Regions from separate parts of the Homo sapiens genome. Here regions 1 and 2 are each linked to region 3. A link is a contact called in ENCODE Hi-C data. All regions are on one chromosome and are shown on one strand. Each heading gives the region's core, a stretch centred on a gene start or an enhancer-like site at or near the end of the contact. The rest is flanking DNA. Distances are from core to core; before and after follow the strand shown. Region 1 has its middle 280 kb from the start of MIR4444-1. Region 2 has its middle 210 kb from the start of MIR4444-1. Region 3 holds the start of AGPS (alkylglycerone phosphate synthase).

What was found. A loop is a pair of places that touch in the nucleus more often than their neighbours do. Pooled maps may share reads with other maps.
Region 1: a loop to region 3 is called in a pooled map, with 14 times the contacts of the local background. The contact joins the enhancer-like site here to the promoter of AGPS in region 3. A Hi-C loop is called at or near these places in 3 of 37 single-sample maps with no recorded cell type and 7 of 50 pooled maps.
Region 2: a map with no recorded cell type shows a loop between it and region 3 (2.8-fold over the local background). The contact joins the enhancer-like site here to the promoter of AGPS in region 3. A Hi-C loop is called at or near these places in 2 of 37 single-sample maps with no recorded cell type and 2 of 50 pooled maps.

The regions. Positions count from the first base shown.
Region 1 is chr2:176,930,018-176,933,907 of GRCh38, forward strand. It overlaps the pseudogene RNU6-187P. Among named protein-coding and RNA genes, the nearest start is that of MIR4444-1, 280 kb to the right of the region's middle. RefSeq lists an enhancer at 1,883-2,182. Within about 2 kb of position 2,379, at least 4 of the 41 ENCODE cell types and tissues checked have a DNase peak (open chromatin) inside an H3K27ac peak, as active enhancers do.
Region 2 is chr2:176,997,595-177,001,877 of GRCh38, forward strand. No RefSeq gene overlaps it. Among named protein-coding and RNA genes, the nearest start is that of MIR4444-1, 210 kb to the right of the region's middle. Within about 2 kb of position 1,942, at least 2 of the 41 ENCODE cell types and tissues checked have a DNase peak (open chromatin) inside an H3K27ac peak, as active enhancers do.
Region 3 is chr2:177,391,001-177,395,153 of GRCh38, forward strand. AGPS (alkylglycerone phosphate synthase) reads left to right here and starts at 1,773. Exons shown (of 20, transcript NM_003659.4): 1 at 1,773-2,049. The coding sequence starts at 1,790. LOC100130691 (Putative uncharacterized protein FLJ44553) reads right to left here and starts at 1,691. Exons shown (of 9, transcript NR_026966.1): 1 at 1,573-1,691. RefSeq lists silencers at 1,773-1,992, 3,201-3,495.

The DNA of each region.
Region 1 (3,890 bases), core at 1,129-3,628, 460 kb before region 3:
TTCTTGCACAGGGGACATGCTAATCTTCTCTGTATTATTCCAATTTTAGTATATGTGCTGCTGAAGCAAGCACACGTGTTTATAATTTTAGTAGTCATTTAAAATATATTTAATTTTTTAAATAAATTCTTCCTAAATTGATTTGTAAATTCAATGCAATCTCAATCAAAATCCTAGCAGGTTTCTTTGAAGAAATTGAAAAGCAGATGCTAAAATGTATATGGAAATGGAAAGGACCTAGAATAGCCAAAATAATTAGAAAAAGAATAATAAAGGATTTATTATCCTACTTGATTCTAAGACTTACAAGAAAGCTACGATCGTCAAGACAGTGCGGCACTGAGGCAAGGATAGACCTATAGATTCATGGAACAGAATAGAGAGTCCAGAAATAAATCCAAAGTTATATGGTTGATTTTTGACAAAGATGTGAACATAACTAAATTGGAAAATCAGCAAAATAGTGCTGCAACAACTAAATATCTAGAGGGGAAAAAAACAACCTTACAACATATTTTAAAAGCTAACACAAAATACATCATAGGCCTAAACAGTAAGAGCTAACACTATTACATTTCTGGAAGAAAATATAAGAGAAAATATTTGTAACAACAGTTAGGAAAGGCATTTTTAAACAGGACACCAAAAGTACAACTCATAAGGAAAAATATTTATAAACATTTTCAAAAGTAAAAGCTTTTGCTCTTCAGAAAAAAGTGTTAAAAAAGGCAAGCCGGACTGAAATAATAGATATGAAAAACATATCTGACAAAAAGGCTTGTATCCAGAATATATAAAAGATATTTACAACTTAAGAAGGCAAGAGCCCAATAAAATGGGGAAAAGATTTGAAGAGACTCTTTACAAAAGAAGTTATACAAATTCCAATAAGCACATGAAAAGATGATCTACATCACAAATTATGAGGGAAATGTCAATTAGAACCATAATGAGCTACTTACTACGCACTTGAGAATATCAAGGATGGGTGAAGAGGTAGGACAACTTGAACTCTCATACATTGACTGTGTGACAGTATAAAATGGTACTATTTCTTATATAGTTAAACATATACAAGCCATGTGACCCAGCAATCTTTATCCTAGATATTTACCCAAGAGAGATAAAAATGTGTCCACGCAAAACTTTTACATCAATGTTTATAGCAGCATTATTCATAATCGTCAAAACTGAAAGCAACCCAAGTATCTATTAACCAGTGAATGGATAAACAAATTGTGGTATATCCAATGGAGTATTACTATAAAAGCAACAAAATATTAGTACTCTCGACAACATAGGTGAATCTCAAAAATATTATGCTAAGTGAAAAAAGGTAAACACAAAGGGCTACATACTATGATTCTGTCTGTATGAAATTCTAGGAAAGGCAAAACCATAGCAACAAAAAGCAGATCAGTAGTTGGTTGGCTGGGGCCAAGAGCTGGGGGAATATATTGACTGTAGGAGCACAAGGGAACTTCTAGGGTGATGGAAATGTTCTAATTTGATCATGGTGGGGAATGGATTTTTTAAATATACTAGGGATTTGTTTTTCTTTTTAAGGGATTTCTTTTGGAAAAAAAAAAAGTCCTAGAATAAGAACAGAAGCATGTTCTCTTCTGAGAAATAATCCTTAGAAAATAGAAGTTAAGCCAAAATATGTAACATTACCTATGTCTTTTAAAACTTTTCTTGTCCATCTAATTTCCATCTTAAGAAAAATTAGAAATAAATCAATTACACTTTAAATACTTTTGGTACAGTTGAATATGTACAGGACTGCTGAATATTGAATAGGTTCCCAGAGAAACTCTTTGTAACAGAACTTTCCATTTGACCATAGCCCTTAAGGCATTTAAAGACAAGTGAGAAACAGACTGTTTTGGTTCGTTGGTTTGGGTTTTTTTTTCTTTTTTTTTTCATTACTTAGCTTTGTCATCATGCTTTCCTACCACCAGAAGGCATATTTATGACTCATCAGTCAACACCCAGTGTCAGATAACTAGCCATTAACATACTTCACTTGTACTGTGATGAAAATGATATCACAACTTTCAAGAGATCCCCTTGAAGATGAAACTGAAAGAAATGGTGGCCACATGTTGTTTCAAACCTGTATTCGTTACACCTCCTGACTGCATGTCGTGCAAAAGGGCCAAACAGATGTGTAAAAAATAGCTGTTTAACAGGGGGGAAAATACTGTAAAATTGTTTATGGCAGGACAGCGGGTTCTTATAGGCAAAGTAAATTACAAATAGATTTCTCAATTACTTTTTAAAGCCTAGTATTTGATTCTTATATAACAGTCAAAAATCAATTTTGCATGGAATTTATGTGAATGCCTCATTATTAATAAAACAGCGGTTGGCGGCTGCTACTTCCTCCCCACAACAGCAGCACGCAGTGGGGAAGCATTCACGTGCCAGGCTGTGCAATTCTTTATCTTTTTATCCTCTGGTTCAGCATCATAAAAAAGAAAGGGAAGAGATGAATCCCAAGCAAATTTTAGGCATGGGCTTCTGGCAGCACCTATTTCATGGGGGCCTGCTGGTGCCCTGAGAGTACTTGGTGATGGGTGCTGAGGGAAGTCCTCACCCTACTCCCTGCTCATACTGTACCTCGAAGGTCTTTTTTAAAAAAAAAAAAAGTATAATTAAGCAAGTAACTCTAGTTGTTGAAAAAGTCACTGAGCTCTTTCTCTCGCTCTATCCTTAGCATATCCAACCTCGGTACTAGAGTCTACTGACCCTGTGAATTGATTTAAAAGGACTGGCCAGTGGCAATTTTCCCCAGATTGCTTTATTTCTCCAAAATAAAATTATTTATTTTGAAAAGAACTTGCTCCTGACCCAAACATTCTAATAACATAACAAGCATAATTCTCATTCAACAAACAAGAAAATTGAATCCCACTTATGTCTACAGACCATAACAGTCTGCTCCCTACACTGTACTTGATTCATCAAACCATGAACACTCCCCGTTTCCCAAATGAAAAGTGTAGTGTGGTGAGAAAAACCTAGCTTCTCTGGTTAGCCCTCCCTAACCAATTGGATGACTTTAAACAGTTATATCACTGTTTTAGGCCATGTCTGTTAACTGGTAAAATAAGAGAGTTTTCAAAATTATCTGAGGTTTCCTTCAGCTAAGATTTGGCAATGAGAAGAAATCATTGTATTCCCATTACATGTGAAAAGCAAAAAGAAAATTCTATGTTTGGCCAACAACATGGAGAAATGCTTATCTTCAGAGGTTAAATTCAGCTAAACAGTAGCTACCTGCTATTTCTTCTATTGGGTGCATGCCTCAAAAACGCTAACGGGGGAAATGGCAGGGCGATACACTGAGTGCTTACAGCATGTTTCCAGAAACTGATTTATTCTTGATTTGAATCTCTACTATGTGCATAATTACACCTGGTAACTGCAGGCAAGCTGTGGGCAACACTCTTGCCCCCTTAGTATTTGTGTCAGCAGTTAATTAGGAATGCAGTGCTAATACAGTCTTTAAACCAACCCCAAAAAGCTGTAGTAAAATCTAGTTTAACAAACAGACATGCATATCAGATGACTCCTTGCAGATACAGAATACCAAGAGTTTATTTACCAATGAAAATCCATGGTAGGTAAGATCTGATCCATGGGTTTGTTTGCTTTTGGGTTTTTGGAGACAGATTCTCGCTCTGTTGCCCAGGTTGGAGTATAGTGACGTGATCTCGGCTCACTGCAACCTCTGCCTCCCGGGTTCAAGCAATTCTCCTGCTTCAGCCTCCTGAGTAACTGGGACTACAGACGTGCACTACCATGCCTGGCTAATTTTTGTATTTTTAGTAGAGACAGGGTTTTGCCATGTTGGCCAGGCTGGTCTCGAACTCCTGACCTCAAGT
Region 2 (4,283 bases), core at 692-3,191, 390 kb before region 3:
CATTCAAACGTTTCTACCAATTTGATTTGATTTAGACATATTTCATTTTCATTTAGCACAAGACAAAAGGAAGTTCAGAAAACTAAGGTATTTCACCACAGCAACTGAACAGTTGAATTACAACTGAGAACGTATCTGGAGTCTAAAATTCTAGTGCCCAATGTAGACTGCAGAGTAGAACAATCTGAAAATACCATTAGTAAAGTCCTTGTAGTTCCTGGGAATCAGTTCCTACATCTTCAGCTAAAATACTTGAGGCATGGGTTCTAACTGTGATTTTTTGCCTCAAGGGCTTTCCCTTTCTACTCATAATAACAGGATGCAAGAGGGTGGAAAAGGGAGAGGAGCAGAGCTAATCTGGTTTCTTGCTCTCTTGACCCCAATTACACTAGTGGTAGTGACAGTGACAGTAATAGTAGTAGTAGCTGCTCTTATTATTGAGTACCTGCTGTATGTCATGGACTCTGCTTAACCCTTCACATAATGTTATTTCATTAATAGCCAATTAAAATATGCACATTACCTCAATTTTACTTTAAGGAAACGGAGTCCCAGAAAGATTAAATGTCTAAGGATCACGCAGCAGAGTTAAGGTGCTATTTCAGCTCTGGGAGACTGCACCCCACTCTTCTGCCCTAGCACAGACTCTTTCCTTGGTTTCAATACTATACCAAGCCTGACATGTCATGCCTGACAGCCACTCCCATTTTCTGGTTCCTCTGAACTTCTCCTTAAGGACCCTTAATCAAAACTAACTGAGAAGTAAGGGGGGGGGGTGGGGGGGAACATTAGCTAAGAGGAACCTCTTAGCTAAACTTAGAAAAATTTGGAGTTTTCAAAAGGATCTTCTCTCCAGGAAATTAAGAAAAACAACAAACCATTAAGCATGTCATGTGCTAATAGGACCAGCCTAGTATAAGGCCATGTAAAAAGGCATTGAAATCTGCTAGTGTGATCCCAGCCTGGCCACAGATGCCCATGGCAGCCCAGTTTCCAGGCACTTGCCCTCATCTCCAATCTGTCTTTCTACCTTGGTCAGTTTGTTCCATTGCATGTGTACACTGATGGCCCCTGGCCAGAACTGAGCATATCAGATCAATACAGCAGTACACAGTACTGTGATTAAACACTGCAATGAAATGCTTGGTAAAAAACAAAAAACAAAAAACAAAACAAAAAAAACTCCCCAAATGACTCCTCTTTAAGAAAATAATCAAAAATAATTAAAGCAAAAAGCAAGACCAAATACTCTTCTCTGTTGGTTAATTCATTCCCCCTCTAATTATCTGTACATTCTGCTCTCTTTATGCTGCAACTCCAAACCAACAAATACTTGGGTTGAAAATTTTTAAAGAAGTAAATTCTTCATATAATTCCACAGGTCATGCGAAAGACCCATAATTTCATGGACATAGTACTGGAAAGGAAGTGAGAAGATTTGGTAAATATGTGTCTCACCACTTTGTTAGCAGGGACTATAAAATAATGATTTTTGAAAGCCCCCTTGGATATATAAAGCATTCTACAGTACTCATGAAATATTGGTTGAATTGGTTGAACCGACCTTAGGTAAACCTCTCCATATTTCCAAGCTTCAGTTTCTACATCTATAAAACAGAAACTAATAATAACTTTCTTGTCATACATGACTATTGTGGGGCTCCCAACAGGAAAATATATATGAAAGCATTTTTTAAACAATAAAGCATCATACAAAAGTAAGTTATGAAGAAAGGGAGATGCGCTCTAATTGTGCAAATAACATGGGCATTGTGCCAGCAAGCAAGTTAAAAAGTTAATAGCACTTTTTGCTATTTATCCAGATGTTTGGACACATTCTAACTATAAATCCAAAGTGGTCACTGGCAAACATTCAGACTGTTAAAGGACTGCTAGAAGGAACAACATGAGTGTTCTCTGTGTCTCCTGGGCCCCAAGGAGGGAAGGGAAGTTTCTGCATAGTCATTCCATCTCTAACAGAAACCACAACTCCTTGGAGCCCCAAAAGGAAACCAGTGCAGATGTCAAATATTTTGCTATGATGCTGAACTGAATGAACCTACACAAGGGTTAAATCTTTGTTTTTTCACAGGGAATAAGCCCTTTAGATCTTATACGTTAACCCCACTTCTACAGCAATCGAACCAAGGCAAAAATGTGCTTTTGCAAATATTTTTGAAAGATCTGACTAAGCCATTTTTAGATGTTTTTCAGTCTTCATGTGCCTTTCCCTCCCACAGAGCACAATTAAAAAGGCACCTTTAAAAGGCTATTTAAAAACATTGATTGGCTTAACTGTGCTAATGTCATGGCTTTAAAATAAAATTCTATTAAGTCTTTAAAATATTGCAGACAAGTACTTTGCAGCAGAAACTCAGGACAACCATCCTGAGGCTTCTGTTATTCACAGATATTTAGTTACTTCAGGTTAGTTCATCTTTCTTATTATGTTTTGTCTTTCAATTTGTGTAGTCTTATGACAGTTTTCAGGACATAATTGCCTTGATGCATACTAGAGCCTAGAGTACCTAGCAGCCACATTTCCCCAAGTCACTACGGTGAATTCATGAAGACAGACGCATTATGCTGGCTGGCACTGCGTTGCTATCAATACGTAAGGAGACAATGGTGTTCTTTCCTTACATTTAAATGCTAAACATTACAGAGTACCTCACCCTCCAAGAACTGTCCCAGGGATTATTTTAGATCTTGGTGAAGTATGTGTGTCCTTTTTTGACTCTGAATCACTCTTGTCTCTAGAGAAACTCAGGGGCTCAACATACACATGTAAAATTCTTTTCTTCTCTTCTGTATTTCCATTCTTGCTGTTTTTATGCTAAACTACAGACTTCCCCTTCTATCCATAATGTGCAAGGCAAGTTCAAGAAAGGGAACCTCAGAAAAAGATCTCATTTAAGTTTATAGTTAGTTCAACATCACAGTTTTGGTTGACTCACACCAGGTGGTGACCAGGTGTCCTGATAACATTCCACCTAGCTAGGAAGCAGAGTGAGAACAGCACAAGGGCTAACACATATAAAGGTATTTGTAAACTGCCCTTTATTTTAGGAATGTTAGGTATTTGTTATTATTGCTGCTGCTGATGGTGGTGTGATGATGATAATGATATTGACTGACTTGGGTTTGTTGTTAAAGTCAGATTTGCTCAAGAATCAAGCAGACTCCATTAAGACTCCACAGAAACCATGAAGTACATGAAGCTATCCTGTGAGTTATGTGTCTTACGTGTAAGCTGCTAGGAGACAGCTTTATGAGTTACTATGCAGATCCAGCTAAGAATATGATAATGAATGAGTTACGACGTTTAGCAATTTCTCCACAGCTCAAAGTCTGAGATTCACAGACTTGGGAAAGGAACCTCCAGGCCATGACTTCCCCTGAAGAAAATGTCAAAGTTAAGAAAGGTCCTCATCAACTCCCCTCCAGGGTTACCTTCCCTTGAGTCTCCGTCCTCATTCATTTTCTCCTCCATCCCAGGTGTGGACGTACCTTCCCACCCTCCTAAGCCCAAGTTGGTTCGTCAGAAATGATCAGTTTATGCAATATTTAGGAATATTGTTCAGTTTACTCTATCCACAGTTCTACACTCTACTGAGGTAACTTACTGTTAGTAATGAGGCCCACAGAAGGACTAATTAAATATTCCTTCCCTTTATAAAACAAAAGAAAACATTTGCTGGTATTATATAAATAATAGCTTTTTCCCCAATGTTTCCAAATGCTGAATGGACCAGCGTGGGAAGAAGAGAGCCTGGGATAGGCCAAGGCAAGATGCAGTAGGCAGAGAATAAGACCTACTGCCAAGATGCCTCTTCCCAAGCCTCAACCATGGGGGTTTGGGGAGACTCCCAGCCTGGTCAAGTGAGTGTCGGAACTCTCTGGGACTGCCTGGGATTCCTCACATTCATCTTTCTGCACTCTGGGTCCCTCTGCCTTGGCTCTTTCTCCCTCTGGCCCCTCCCACTCATCTTTGCAGACCAAACCCAGGGTCATTCATCTCTAAGAATGTCACCTGCTGTGGCATCAACCTCACTTCCTAGGAATACCTAGAAACTTTGAGCTTGTCATCCTGATTCATATTTCTACTCATAGCCATACCTGGCTCACTAGTTTGTTAGCAGAGACTACCAAATAATTACTAATGAAAGCCCTCTGGGATGAAGTGCTCATATCAGTTGAATTTGTTGAACCAATGTTGGGTAAACTTCTCCATGTTTCCAAGCTAAGACCCAGTGTATGCCAATAATTTGGCACCTTCAAAC
Region 3 (4,153 bases), core at 523-3,022:
TGAATGAGGTCGTGATAGCTGTGGTGGCAATCTCTGAAATTCTTCCCAGAACTCAATCCTTAAGAACCAGGAGTATAGTTTATAATTAAAGTGAAAATTTATTTTAGAAAGTTCAATTTTAGAATCTATAAAATAAAAAACAAAAACCCCAAGCCTACGTAAGTAATTTTAACGTAAAATGTTAATGGCCCCAAACTCTAATGGTGGAATAAGGACAATAACATGAAGTATATGATATTTGAGATAAAATATAGCTATTTAAGAAAAGCTTCTTACTCTCCTTGAGCCTTCATCTATAAAATAAGGATAATAAAACTGTGTCATTGTGTTACTGCAAAGATTGATTAAATAGATACGTATAAGATGCCTAGGTTATGGCCATTTTTTATATTTAACAAATTCCTAATTCTTTCTTGTTTCTACAACTGTACTAAATTATTTTAATAGCTGCAAAAGTATTTTAACATATTGACTAACCATTTCTCTGTTGCTAGACATTTGGACTGTTTTCAATGGTTTGGTATCTCTTCGTATATAAATTTCAGAAGACATTCGGACCTCCTGTAAAGGCCAGGTAATACATATTTTGGGGCTTCTGGGACCACATAAGGTCTCTGTTGCATATTCTTTTAAAAAATTTCTTGTTTTCTTTTAACAACCCTTCTCAAATACAAAAACCATTAGCATGAGGGCTGTGTAAAAACAGGCCACAGACTAGAGCTGGCCCTCCAACAGCAATTTGCTTAGCCCTTAATTGAGAGTTTTTAACCAGTCTGGGCCTCTTTGGAAGTTCACTCTAAAGGCATAATCTCAATTTTAGAAGCTGGCAACACCCAAGAGAGCAATTGTTAGTCTCTAGTCCCATGGATGTGGTGTTCTTCAGATTCCTCTGCCAATATTTTTCTTGTTAGGAAAGCATGATGTGAAAGTGGTGACAGGATGGAGAATGACAATGGCCAGTGTATGTGAGTTTTTGTCTAAGCTAATTCTTATGCAAGACACCGGCTGAAACAGGTGAGGAGCACTTTTCACGTGCTATCTTCCAGAAATGAATTCAATCTGTAAATAACTGAGATGTCTTCACAGCTCTTGGGTAATTTTTGTCTGTAGCAATAAGAAACTTTATCTCTATTAAAGTTAGGAAGGGGTTAGGATCCAGTAATGAATGAAATGAGAACTTAAGTTGCAACTCAGTTTCTGTACTTACTTGTGATCTAGCATTAAACACAGTGCCAGGCACGAAATAGGTGGTGAGAAATAAGAAAATGATAGAGCTATTTGCTCTAATGGTTAGAGGCAATGATGGTCAGCTTTGAGTTACTTTGGTGACCCCGCAGGGAGGAAGAGCACAGGTGGAACATTAGAATCTCTTTCAGGAAAAGGATGCCGCTGGATCCATCAGGTCCAGTAGCACTGCCCATTTCTCCTGCTCCAAGGCATCTGCCCTCGAAAGCCCCCAGGCCACACCCGAGGACACCACCCAGGGTTCTAGGACACCTCGAGGGCGGACGTGGTTTGGCTCTCGGTCCAGCTGGACCGGGCTGGGCCAACCGGGAGTCAGCTCGAACTCACCTGCTTGGCAGGTGCGCGCTTCCCGAGGCGTGACAAGGGAGCGCCGGCGCGGTGGGTGGGGGGCAGAGAATGTGAAGCTCCAGACGCATGGCACCCGCCGCCAAGTCGCCGCGGTGGCTGCCGGGATGCGCCGCAGCGAATGGTCGCGCCGGGCGCCGCTCTGAGTGACCTTTCACCCGCGCCCAGCGGTTCCGGGCGGCAGCACAAGGCGGTAGCCATGGCGGAGGCGGCGGCTGCAGCGGGTGGGACTGGCTTGGGCGCGGGCGCGAGCTACGGGTCTGCAGCGGACCGGGACCGGGACCCGGACCCGGACCGCGCCGGGCGGAGGCTGCGGGTTCTCTCTGGCCATCTGCTGGGCCGGCCCCGGGAGGCTCTGAGTACCAATGAGTGCAAAGCGCGGAGAGCCGCGTCGGCGGCCACGGCAGCGCCCACGGCCACTCCCGCCGCGCAGGAGTCGGGCACCATCCCAAAGAAGCGGTGAGTAGCGGTATGTGGAAGGAGTTAGCGTCGAGGGACCAGGCCGGGCCTGTGCTGCAGGAGGGCACAGGCGAGGTGGGAAGGGAAGTGACACGGGTGGGCGGAAGGCATCCCGGTCCCTGAAAGTAGGGACCCACCTCTCTTTCGAGAGAGTGGACTAGACCCTGGATTCTGTCAGGAAGGGGGCGGGATGGGATGGTGGATTTTGGTCACTATGTGAGGGTAACAGGCTTGAAGAACTCTCGTTGGAGAAGGGTTTAAAGGATTCCTTTTTCCTGAGCTTTTAGTGCCAGGAATTCATTTTTTATCTTGAATTAATACTTTTGGTGCTGAGGTCTTGGAATGGGTAGCAGAGGTTCTATTTTTCTCCGAGGAGATATAAATTTGTACTAGATGATAGATCATAGGAATCTCTCTCATTCGCGAAAGCCTGCTGTGGGGGAAACTGGTGGTGCCCTGGAAAAAGGTGCTGACTGGTTTCTGTGGGGTAAGTTCCACTTGCTTAGGATCAAGATGTATTGACTTTGAGGGAGGAAACCGATGAATGGTAAGAAGCCATAAACTGCAAACACTAGCTAGTGGTTTAAGGTGTGGTGGTATAGCTACTGAGCTCTGTGTAACCAGAAGCTAAAAGACAAGAGTCTAACCGATGAGGGATGTTTGTAAGAGATCTTGACTTTCGATGTTTTTGGAGAAATCTTTTTTTTTTTTTTTGTATTTTTAGTAGAGACAGGGTTTCACCGTGTTAGCCAGGATGGTCTCGATCTCCTCAATCTCTGATGAAGGCTATTAGGAGAAGCTACTTTCTGACGTGTGGCTTTGTCACCGTGGATAAATGGATAAACCGAGAGTGAAAAAAATAAGTAGCTAATGTTTAAAGTGTACTTTTAAGTGTGCCAAAGTGTGCTAAATCCTTTGTTTCTTCCCAAGCTATGAGGTATGTGCGGTTTTCTCCCATTTTACAGATGAATAAATTAAGTCTGCTGGAGTCTTAGCAGATATGCTGTGTGACAGGTTAGAATTTGAAAGCACATCAAATTGACTTCATGGCCAAGTTCCTAAGCTATACTTGCTTCTGATGAATTAATTCAACATACATGAGTCTTTACAAAATACACACTGTACCAGCAATACAGAAATTTAAAAATACGGTATTTACTCTTAAGGAAGGAATAGCTTAGTAGGTAAAATTATAATACAGCGTTATAAGAAACTTAACTGGGAACTATACCACCTGGTCATTTAACCCAGTTTTGGGTTTGTGTTTGTTAGTGCAAAGATGTTCCAAAGTAAAGATTGTCTGAGTAAATTTTGGATGTTTGCATTACTAATAGTTTGCCAAAGGGGGAAATTGTTCTTGGCATACAAACAGTATGTTCACAGGTAAAGAAGTGAGAGACAAATTAGGGAACTGCTGAGACTCAAGTGTAGTAGGAGAGGGTGAGAATGACAGGGGACGAAGACTGGAGAGGTGAATCTTGTTTACAGGATTTTACGTGGGGCAATACATGATTAGATTTACCTTTGATAAAGGTCACACTGGGAGCAAATTGAAGACAGTTGAGCATTTTGGCAGTATAATGGCTGGGAACATAGACCTGGATTTCAATTTCCACTACACCGTTACAGCTCTATGATCTTGGGCAAATCACTTAACCTCTGAGAGTTTCAGTCACCGTCATTTGTAAAAACGGGAACAGTAATCCTGTTTTGCAGTGTTGCTGTGAGAATTGAAAAAAATAGAGTTAAATGATCAAGTGTTTAGTGCAATGCCTGTTACATAACCTTTCAAAGAATGGTAGCTGCAATTTTCACAGTGTCTAAAGGCAGAGAGACTAGGAGACTATTATTCCAGGGAGAAATGCTGGGATTCTGAACTAAGGCATATTATTGGGAGTAGGCAACTTAATTGAGAAAATGCTAGGAGGTAAATTTTCCATAACTTGGTTACTGAGTGGTGGGGAGGGGAGGAATAAAGGATTTCATCTCGTCTCCTGGCTTCAATTGAGGTTATATTATTAATAGCTGTCATTAGGTTTAAAATTTTCTAAATGGTTTCATGTACATTTATGTGTTCTCATTTGTATGCATATATGTGATTGTA